Linked DNA regions of Homo sapiens: region 1 is linked to region 2. A link is a contact called in ENCODE Hi-C or POLR2A ChIA-PET data. All regions are on one chromosome and are shown on one strand. Each heading gives the region's core, a stretch centred on a gene start or an enhancer-like site at or near the end of the contact. The rest is flanking DNA. Distances are from core to core; before and after follow the strand shown.

Region 1 (5,007 bases), core at 333-2,832, 1.0 Mb before region 2:
TGCAACCTCCAACTCCCGAGTTCAAGCGATTCTCCTGCCTCAGCCTCCCGAGTAGCTGGGATTACAGGCACCCGCCATCACACCCAACTAATTTTTGTACTTTTAGTACAGATGGGGTTTCACCATGTCGGTCAGGCTGGTCTTGAACTCCCGACCTCAGGTGATCCACCCACCTCAGCCTTCTAAAGTGTTGGGATTACAGGTGTGAGCCACCGTGCCCAGCCAATATCTGTATTTCAATATAAAGTTTTTTAAAAAAAACCCTTTCCTATGCATAATTTCACTTAATGCTCATAATAACCCTGAGAGATACACAGTAGTGTTAGATTTAGATACAAAAACTGGAAATTAAAGTAGCTAAAATGACAAATGGATGCAGTGGAAAAGCCAGGATCCAAATCCAAGTCTTTCCCCTACAGTACTTCACTCTGCTCCAAGCTCAGATTCACCAAATGTTGTTTGATAGAACACGTGAGCTGGGGCTGAAGGAGCAGGGACAATGCCTTTTTCACTTTTGCCTCTGATAGCCTGTAGACTGGTAGGCACTGAAGTATTTGTTCACTTGTGCAATAAATATTTATTGAGCACCTCGTATGTGCTGGGCACTGAAAACACAACCGTGAACAGAGGCTGTCACGGTTCCTGAACTCATGGAGCTTTCATTCCAGTGGAGGAGACATAATTTCAGTGATAATGCTACGACGGGGCACAATGTGGGAGAAAATAAGAGGGAGGTGGCCAGGCGCGATGGCTCCTCACTCCTGTAATCCCAGCACTTTGGGAGGCCAAGGCGGGTGAATCACGAGGTCAGGAGTTTGAGACCAGCCCGGCCAACATCGTGAAACCCCGTCTCTACTAAATAGACAAAAATTAGCCGGGCGTGGTGGCGTGTGCGTGTAATCCCAGCTACTAGGGAGGCTGAGGCAGGAGCATTGCTTGAACCTGGGAGGCGAAGGTTGCAGTGAGCTGAGATCGGGCCACTGCACTCCAGCCTGGGTGACAGAGCGAGACTCCGTCTCAAAAAAAAAAAAAAAAAGAAAGAAAAAGAAAAGGGGGAGGTAATTTTAGAATGGTCAGAGAAGGTTTTTTTGAAAAGATAACATTAATCAAACGAATAAATGAATGAAAAGCCACTCGCTAGCGGATTCATTATTTGCTATACTTATTTAGAGTTTGTCAGTCACGAGACTGTTACGGCTCTGATGCTGAGTATCTTTTGAATCCTATGTTGATGATGCCCAAAAGGCAAGTGCAGAGATGAAGCATAATGAAGAATCCTTTTCAATTTCTTTTCAGTCCTCTGACCTTGCCTCTGCCGTCACGGTCACACTCCCCCACTGACACTCCCATTCTTCTGTTTCCGGACACTTGCGGCCTGGAAGCGCATGTGCAAGAGAAACCGTCATTCCTGGTGAAGGGCGAGCCCCCGGCAGAACGCATGCGCCTCTGTCCCTTAAGCCCCGCCCCGACCTCAGCGCCCCCTCGCGAGCGCCTGCCGTTTCTCGGGGCGGGACGGGGGGGCGGGGACTGGGCGGAGAGGCGCGTGCTGCTGCGTGCGTGCGCGCGCGCCGCGGGCGGGCCAGTGAAACCGGCGGCCCTGGCACGTGACCTAGGACCGGCTCACCGGGTCGCTTGGTGGCTCCGTCTGTCTGTCCGTCCGCCCGCGGGTGCCATCATGGCGGACGCGGCCAGTCAGGTGCTCCTGGGCTCCGGTCTCACCATCCTGTCCCAGCCGCTCATGTACGTGAAAGTGCTCATCCAGGTATGAGGCGTCGCCGCTCCCTACCCCGCCCGGCGCCCCGTTCGGTCGCTGCTGCTCAGGGCGCCTGAGGATCGGCTCAGCCTTGCGGGCCTTTCATTCTCCCGAGATGCTGCTGCTCCTCCGCTGCCCTTTACCTCCCCGCAGGGACAGCTTCCTCAGTCCCGCGGCCCCGCTTGGGGGCCTCGCCGAGCCCTCGCCTCGCCGCCCAGCGTTGAGGCCCTCTCCTCCCTTAGCCAACCGCCACCCGGCCCTGCCCTGCCCGGCGGATCCTCTGAACTTTGGTTCTTCGTCACTGAGGTGGATCCTGGCCGGTCGCCACCAAAGGCTTCCGAACCCTCCCTCTCGCCCCTCCGAAATTCACATTCACCACTACTCCCCCCAAAATCTCAGACGCAAAACACGAAATACTCAGTTGAAGACAAATGTGAAGTTAGGTGGGAACCAACATTTTATTTTTTATTCCTTTTTTTTTTCTTTTTATGCTACTGTTACTACTGCTTTTCTGTTCCGAGGTTTTCGCACCAGATACTGAGAGAAACACAAGGAGCTCATTCAGAAGTGTTAATGAAGGGGTTGCTCTGTCAGATTTCGGAAGGATGCATTGAGCGCTTTCCAGCAGCGGCCCATGTGGCTCCTGACAATGAAAATCACATTTGTCAGAGCTGGAAATTAGTGAAGCTGAGTTTTAGCGAGTTTAAACATGGGAGTTAGTTTCTAATCTACTGTCAAATAATTATTACATGGTATTTTATATTCACATGCAGGTAGGCCAAGTAAGTGATAGACTTAGTGTTTCCAGTTCCTTTGCTATATCCCTGTAATGGGCAGGTCATTCTTTTTTTTATGCTTTTACTGAGAGTTGACATAATTACCTCATGCACTGTGCCTAGGAATGGAACAGTTTTTAGAACCCCTGTCTCGCCGTCTACTTTTCTGTAAAAAATAGGCAAGACACTAGAGAGGGCCCCATTTCTTATTCTTGAGTTGTTGGGAATCCAAATTATTTCTTGCTGAGTAGACCTGTGTGAATTCAGATTCCATATGTTAAAGGCTATTGCAAATAAATTCTTTGTACTTAGAACAAAGACTGATTAGAATGTACTGTAACATCCAAAACAGAATTGGCACATTTGGGGCTAGATAGCATCGGAGGTGACAGCATGTTGCAGTATATAGTAAGAACCCTTGGGGCCGGGCGCGTTCGCTCACGCCTTCCCAGCACTTTGGGAGGCCGAGGTGAGCGGATCACGAGGTCGATGTTTGAGACCAGTCTGACCAACATGGTGAAACCCCGTCTCTACTAAAAATACAAAATATAGCCAGGTGTGGTGGTGCGTGCACGTAATCCCAGCTAGTCGGGAGGCTGAGGCAGGAGAATCGCTTGAACCCGGGAGGTGAAGGTTGCAGTGAGCCGAGATCGCGCCATTGTACTCCAGCCTGGGCAACAGAGCAAAACTCAGCCTCAAAAAAACAAAACAAAACAAAAAAGAACCCACTACTCAATACTTCTCTGGGAGACGGGGTTTTCTAATGATGTTCAGAGCTCTTGCCCCAAAAACTTTGAATATTCTTAATTCTGATTTCACAACATCTATGTGTTGCCAAGTAGCCCAGGAGTTTTGGTGAAATTCCCAAATGCTCAGTTGTAAAAATAGTTACTTGGGCCGGGCACGGTGGCTCACGCCTGTAAATCCCAACACTTTGGGAGCCTGAAACAGGCGGTTCACCTGAGGTCAGGAGTTAAAGACTAGCCTGGCCAACATGGCAAAACCCCCTCTCTACTAAAAATACAAAAATTAGCTGGGTGTGGTGGTGGGTGCCTGTAATCCCAGCTACTCAGGAGGCTGAGGTACGAGAATGGCTTAAACCTGGGAGATGGAGGTTGCAGTGACCTAGATCGTGCCACTGCACTCCAGCCTGGGCGACAAGAGCGAAACTCTGTCTCCAAAAAATAAATAAGTAACTAAATAAAAATAAAAATGGTTACTTGGTAGCACTTTCAGGGAGCTCAGACAGGAGTTATTTGTTTATTTATTTGTTGTTGTTTTTGAGATGGAGTTTTGCTCTTGTCACCCAGACTGGCATGCAATGGCACAATCTCGGCTCACTGCAACCTCCGCCTCCCAGGTTCAAGCGACTGTCCTGCCTTAGCCTCTTGAGTAGCTGGGATTACAGGTGTCCGCCACCACACCTGGCTAATTTTTGTGTTTTTAGTAGAGACAGGGTTTCACCATGTTGGCCAGGCTGGTCTTGAACTCCTGACCTCAGGTGATCCGCCCACCTTGGCCTCCCAAAGTGCTGGGATTACATGCATGAGCCACCACGCCAGCCCAGGAGTTACTTAATAGGACAGATTAAGAGTCACAACAATAATCAAAACTATGTCCTACAGCATTCATTCTGTCAAGTATCTGTAGTGTTAAAAATCCTGGGTATATTGTACAAAGACCATGGTAATCATTAACTATATAAAATGGACTTCATTAGCTGTTAATGACAGCCTGTGTTTTTTTGTTTGTTCGTTTGTTTGTTTGTTTTTGAGATGGAGTCTCGCTGTTGTCGGCCTCGGCTGGAGTGCAGTGACACAATCTCGGCTCACTGCAACCTCTGCCTCCCGGGTTCAAGTGATTCTCCTGCCTCAGCCTCCCAAGTAGCTGAGATTACAGGCGCCCGCCCCTACGCCCGGCTAATTTTTTAGTTCTAGTAGAGACAGGGTTTCACCATGTTGGCCAGACTGGTCTCGAACTCCTGACCTCAGGTGATCCATCCCCCTCGGTCTCCCAAAGTACTGGGATTACAAGGCATGAGCCACTGCGCCCGACCGACAGCCTGTTCTTCTAACATGAAGTTAGCTTGTAATTCTTTCCTAAGTGAATTATCCAGCTATATCTGCATTTGCCTTTTGAGTGTTTTGTCTGGGTTGCCAAATATGCAGCTGATGCTGGCGTAATGGATGTCTTCTAGTTTTGTTCAAATACAAAATGTGCCTTAGATTTTATTTAGAAGGTATTTTTGAGCCCCCTTAGTAAACTGTAGCTTTCCTAACGCAAAAGTTCCCTTCTTTCAGTTTGATATTAGCCTATTTCAGCTACATGGTTTACGTCATAGAATTTGAACCAAAATGAAACTTGGAGTTTATTGAACTCAGTATTACCAACAGAAGAAAAACCTACAAGAATGATGCTTCATCATTGCCTTGGAAAACCTATGCTGCATTTTTACTTGTGTTTAAAAATAACCCAAAT
Region 2 (5,293 bases), core at 1,134-3,633:
TGCCTCAGCCACCCGAGTAGGTGGGATTACAGGCGCCCAACACTACGTCCAGCTAACTTTTTGTATTTTTAGTAGAGACGGGGTTTCACCTTGTTGGCCAGGCTGGTCTTGAACTCCTGACCTCATGATTCGCCTGCCTCGGCCCCCCAAAGTGCTGGGATTACAGGTGTAAGCCACCCTGCCCGGCCCCTTCAGAGGATTTTTAATAAACTGGCCCACATTTACTCTTCAGTTAAAAGCAAGAAATCGGCCAGGAGTGGTGGCTCATGTCTGTAATCCCAGCACTTTGGGAGGCCAAGGCGGGTGGATAACCTGAGGTCGGGAGTTCAAGAACAAACAGCCTAACTAACATGGAGAAACCCCATCTTTACTAAAAATACAAAATTAGCTGGGCGTGCTGGCACATGTCTGTAATCCCAGCTACTCAGGAGGCTGAGGCAGGAGAATCGCTTGAACCCGGGAGGCAGAGGTTGCAGTGGGCCGAGTTCCCGCCACCGCACTCTAGCCTGGGCAACCAGAGTGAAACTCCGTCTCAAAAAAAAAAAAAAAAAAAAAAAAAAAAAGCAAGAAATCTACCTTCCAAGGACATTAAAAAAAAATCAGCTAATTATTTAAAATAACCTTTAAATCCCTTTAGGGACTTAAAATCCTTTTAAATATTTAAAACCCAAACTTTAGAAAGGTTTGATTCCCTCTGGGCAGCCTCCTTTGCATTCCTCCTGGCTACAGTACCTCTATTCTCTCGCAGAATATTTTCAGTTTTTATTGGTTTCCACAATTTGATAGGAAGCAATGACCAGCAACTCTATGCACTCTCCTCCACTAAGCACATGCAGGAAAAATGACGGTTTATGTAAATTCATCTTACTTAGCTCCACACCCCATGTTGGAAGTTACTTTCGAATATTCCACACCTAAAGTTCAAGTAAACTTCCTTCGAGATTAAGCTCCTGGGCCGGACTCTGTGGCTTATGCATGTAACTCCAACACTTTAGAAGGCTGAGGTGGGAGGATTCCCTGAGCCCAGGAGTTTGAGATTAAAGTTAGCTATGAAGGCGCCACTGTACTCCAGCTTGGGTAACACAGCAATACCTTATCTCTAATAATAATAATAAAAATTTTAAAATCTAAAAAACTAAAAGACTTCTCCTGAGCTGATAAATGGAGAGTTGAAAACAACAAAAAAAAAACCTCATAATTGAGCTGGAGCCACTACATGCACACATGAAAAGGACTAACAGTCATAAAACAACACACAAAATCTGGAAGCTAATTTAGTGTAAAGGAAGAGCTTGTTGTTTCTTATTATAATACATCTCCCACTAAAGGTGTCCAATAAATTCTATCACCTTAGGAGATGAGTTTTAAACTAAGTGTAATGAGAAAATAGGTAATTTTTTAAAATCTCTTTTTTCTTTTTGGCTGCGGGGTGGCCAGAGAACGAAGAAATACCAAAAGTGAAATGCTACGCTGAATTGACCAGGCTAACTGGGAACTCACTGGAAAAGTGAAAACTGGGAAGAATTAGTGATGAGCTCAAGAAGGTGCTTAGCCACTTACCCAGAGATTTATTTAATGAGAATGGATCACAGGTTTCCACAGGTCGTTCCACTGCCAGTAAGAAGACAGTCGTGAACCATGGGTCCCTTTTTTCACTAGTCAACAGTCACCCTCACCTACACGCGGAGTACATATTTGGCACTCAGCAAATCTTGATTGAATGAAAACCTACCTCACTCATATTGGCACCCAACCCCGGAGTTATGGCCCCCCAAATTACCTCCAAAACGCCTGACGACCTAACCCAAGGAGCTGAAAAAGTGGAGAGGAAAGCTCTGGGGTGGAGGGGATTCTCTGCCAAACAAGCAGGGGCCAACGGGGCCTAGACCAACTCAACTTCCCACAGAAAACTCAGGGGCCCAGGGGATTGAACCGTGGCTAATCCCTTCTACTTCCACGAAGCAGCAGCCAAGGGGCCGCAGATCCACAGCCTCCCACCCGGGGGCGCTGAGAGATCTTGGGGTATCCCCCGCAAAAGTTAGTACCTGCGAAGCTGCGGCACAAAGAGTGGTTCCGGGCTCTCATTACGGAGGCCGGGACCTGGGACCGACCAGCCGCGCCTCCTGGCTGAGGGTTCCGCGCTCCGGAGCTGCAGTGACCGTACACGTCGCCGATAGACACCTAAGGCTTCAGAAGGGTCCTGGCTCGCAGGCCCCAGACGTTTTGCTCCTAAGACTCCGCGAGTTGTCGCACCCACGTCGACTGGCGCTCTTCAGTGCTTCCCTCACTGGTTAAGCGGTCACTCCCGCCTTAAGCCCAGCAGCCGGTCGCTTCCCGGCGCCGCCATCGTTAGTGTTTGTTTTCATCCGCTTCGGTAATGGCCGGGGGGGGGGGGTGAAAGAGGGCTACGGGGGAAATCCAGATGCCTAACCTTAGTCGCACTTTCGCTACAGTACGGACGCCCTATTTATTCTTTTAGTCCTCAAAATATCCATAAAAGTTGATTTTCATTCCACGTAAGCTTTCTTCTCCAATCTTTCTAAGCTACTCAAGATAAAACAAAGACGGAAAGGCGGTGTTTGAGAGAGAGAGAGAGAGACCGTTTGGGCCGCGTGTGGAATGTGCGGAGATGAACCGCAGGTAGCCGCGGCAGCGGCAGTGAGGGCGCGGCGCGGGGCGGGCGCTGACGCGGAAGGGGCGGTGCCGCTGTTGCGCGCCGTGGCGGCCTCTGTGCAGTCGCCGGTTCCGGAGGAGGGCCCAACCCGGCTGGGTGGGTGGGAAGTGTGGCTGGTAACCTGGCAGCCGCGGAGAGGTGGGTGACGGGCCTGGGCTAACTGAGTGGCCGGCGCAATCAGACTTTGACATCCGTTTTTAGGGTGCCCTTTAAAAGTGGCAGAGTCGCTTCCCAAACCTGGTTCGGCCAGCCTCTTTTTCGCTCCCGACTTCCAATGTGTCTGGTCTTCCGTACTTCCTGGCCCTCAGGTTCACGATTTGGAGTTCTTGGAGTGAGGGAAAAGCCTTTTGTTACAGCACACAGTGTACGTCCATAAGGCTGGGTTGTGGACTTTGGTTGTTTTTTTTTTTTTTTTTTTTTTTTTTTTTTTGCCCCTTCTTTTCTTGTTAGACTGGTTTGAACACCCCAGCATCTGTCCTGTATTTGTCAGGTGAAACCAGAAGTCTTTGGATAATGAAACCCGTGACCAATTCTTACCCAAGGTGGTTATGACATATGTCAGCTGCTTCTTGGCCTATATAGTTAGAAGCCGACCTCTTTTACCTTGTGAATAATTATGTCATCACCTCCATTATTCTTTTGGTGTTCTCAATTGAAATGCCAAGCATTAAATGAGCCACAAAGATTGAATTCCCATTATCCTTGAATCAGAGCAAGCCTGTCGTGCAGCCATGAGTTAGTGGAGAAAAATCCGGAGTTGTAAGTACAGTACGTTTTGCCTCAACAAAATGGAAATTTGTAGAAAAGGAGCTGCTCCAGCCTTTGAGTCACTTTAAAGTCTTTGGTAGGTTCCTAATGTTTTTTCTTTTAACATTTACAGAGAGAAGATTATAAATGGCAGAGCCATTTAACTGTGGTTAGCTGTTGGATTCTGATACTTTCTTAAAAATACGTTCTTGCACCAACATCTTCATTGGGAACAGTTCAGAAAAAGCAAAGAGGAGAGCCAACATTCACATTTACCATGGCTATACCAATAACAGTGCTTGACTGTGACCTCTTGCTATATGGCCGTGGTCACCGGACATTGGACCGTTTTAAGCTGGATGATGTGACTGATGAATACTTGATGTCCATGTATGGGTTTCCACGGCAGTTCATTTATTACTTGGTGGAGCTCTTGGGGGCGAATCTTTCTAGGCCTACTCAGCGATCCAGGGCTATTAGCCCAGAGACACAGGTCCTTGCAGCATTGGGTTTTTATACCTCAGGTTCCTTCCAGACTCGGATGGGAGATGCCATTGGAATCAGTCAGGCGTCTATGAGTCGTTGTGTTGCCAATGTCACTGAAGCACTTGTGGAAAGGGCCTCACAGTTCATTCGCTTTCCAGCTGATGAAGCCTCCATTCAGGCTCTGAAGGATGAATTCTATGGGTTGGCAGGGATGCCAGGGGTGATGGGGGTGGTTGACTGTATCCATGTGGCCATCAAGGCACCAAATGCTGAAGACCTCTCCTATGTGAACCGAAAAGGCCTGCATTCTTTAAACTGCCTGATGGTGTGTGACATTAGAGGGACACTAATGACCGTGGAGACAAACTGGCCCGGCAGCCTACAGGACTGTGCTGTGCTGCAGCAGTCTTCCCTCAGTAGTCAGTTTGAAGCGGGTATGCACAAAGATAGCTGGCTTCTGGGTAAGTTTGCAAGTGTGAATTTTCATTTTGTTTGGAGGCATAGAAAAGTTATGTAGGCTGGGGGCGGTGGCTCACACAACCCCAGCACTTTGGGAGGCTGAGGCGGTAGATCACCTGAGGTCAAGAGCTGGAGACCAGCCTGGCCAACATGGTGAAATCTTGTCTCTACTAAAAATACAAAAATTGGGCATGGTGGCAGGCGCCTGTAGTTCCAGCTACTCGGGAGGCTGAGGCAGGACAATCGCTTGAACCCAGAAGGCAGAGGTTGCAGTGAGCCGAGATGGCGCCATTGCACCCCCACCTGGGCAACAGAGCAAAAACTCCATCTCAAAAAAAAAAAAAGAAAGAAAGAAAAGGGACCGCACGTGTAGCTCATGCCTGTTATCCTAGCACTTTGGGAGGCCGAGGCAGGCAGATCACCTGAGGTTGGGAGTTTAAGACCAGCCTGACCAACATGGAGAAACCCCGTCTATACTAAAAATACAAAATTAGCCGGGCGTAGTAGCGCATGCCTGCAATCCCAGCTACTCGGGAGGCTGAGGCAGGAGAATCGCTTGAACCCGGGAGGCGGAGGTTGCGGTTAGCCAAGATCGCGCCAGTGCACTCTAGCCTGGGCAACAAGAGCAAAACTCCATCTCAAAAAAAAGAAAAAGAAAAATTATGTAGTGGAGTAGAATGAGATATGGCAGTCTGTAGAGCTGAGTCTCAGTCCTGTCAGTTTTTTATGAGACCTCAGGTGAGAATTTTCTTAGCCTTAATTTTTAAAAAATCAACATTTAATAGACATTATTAAAACTTTAAAGCATACTGTTAGAGCCAGCACAGTGGCACGTACTAGTACAACTGGTAATTGTAATTCCAACTATCTGGGAGGCTAAGGCAAGAGGATCACTTGAGCCTGGACCTTGAGACCAGCCTGAGCAAG

What was found. A loop is a pair of places that touch in the nucleus more often than their neighbours do. ChIA-PET counts read pairs that join two places held with the same protein, here RNA polymerase II (POLR2A). Pooled maps may share reads with other maps.
Region 1: a pooled map shows a loop between it and region 2 (11-fold over the local background). The contact joins the promoter of MTCH2 here to the promoter of ATG13 in region 2. A Hi-C loop is called at or near these places in 2 of 37 single-sample maps with no recorded cell type and 7 of 50 pooled maps. POLR2A ChIA-PET finds 5 or more read pairs at or near these places in 1 of 52 experiments (activated naive CD4-positive, alpha-beta T cell).

Annotation. Positions count from the first base shown.
Region 1 is chr11:47,639,134-47,644,140 of GRCh38, reverse strand. MTCH2 (mitochondrial carrier 2) reads left to right here and starts at 1,582. Exons shown (of 13, transcript NM_014342.4): 1 at 1,582-1,762. The coding sequence starts at 1,676. RefSeq lists a silencer at 1,392-1,661.
Region 2 is chr11:46,614,643-46,619,935 of GRCh38, reverse strand. It overlaps ATG13 (autophagy related 13), which reads right to left and starts at 2,383. Exons shown (of 19, transcript NM_001346311.2): 1 at 2,046-2,383. It overlaps HARBI1 (harbinger transposase derived 1), which reads left to right and starts at 2,709. Exons shown (of 3, transcript NM_173811.4): 1 at 2,709-2,812; 2 at 3,555-4,368. The coding sequence starts at 3,699. RefSeq lists a silencer at 2,123-2,417 and an enhancer at 2,397-2,576.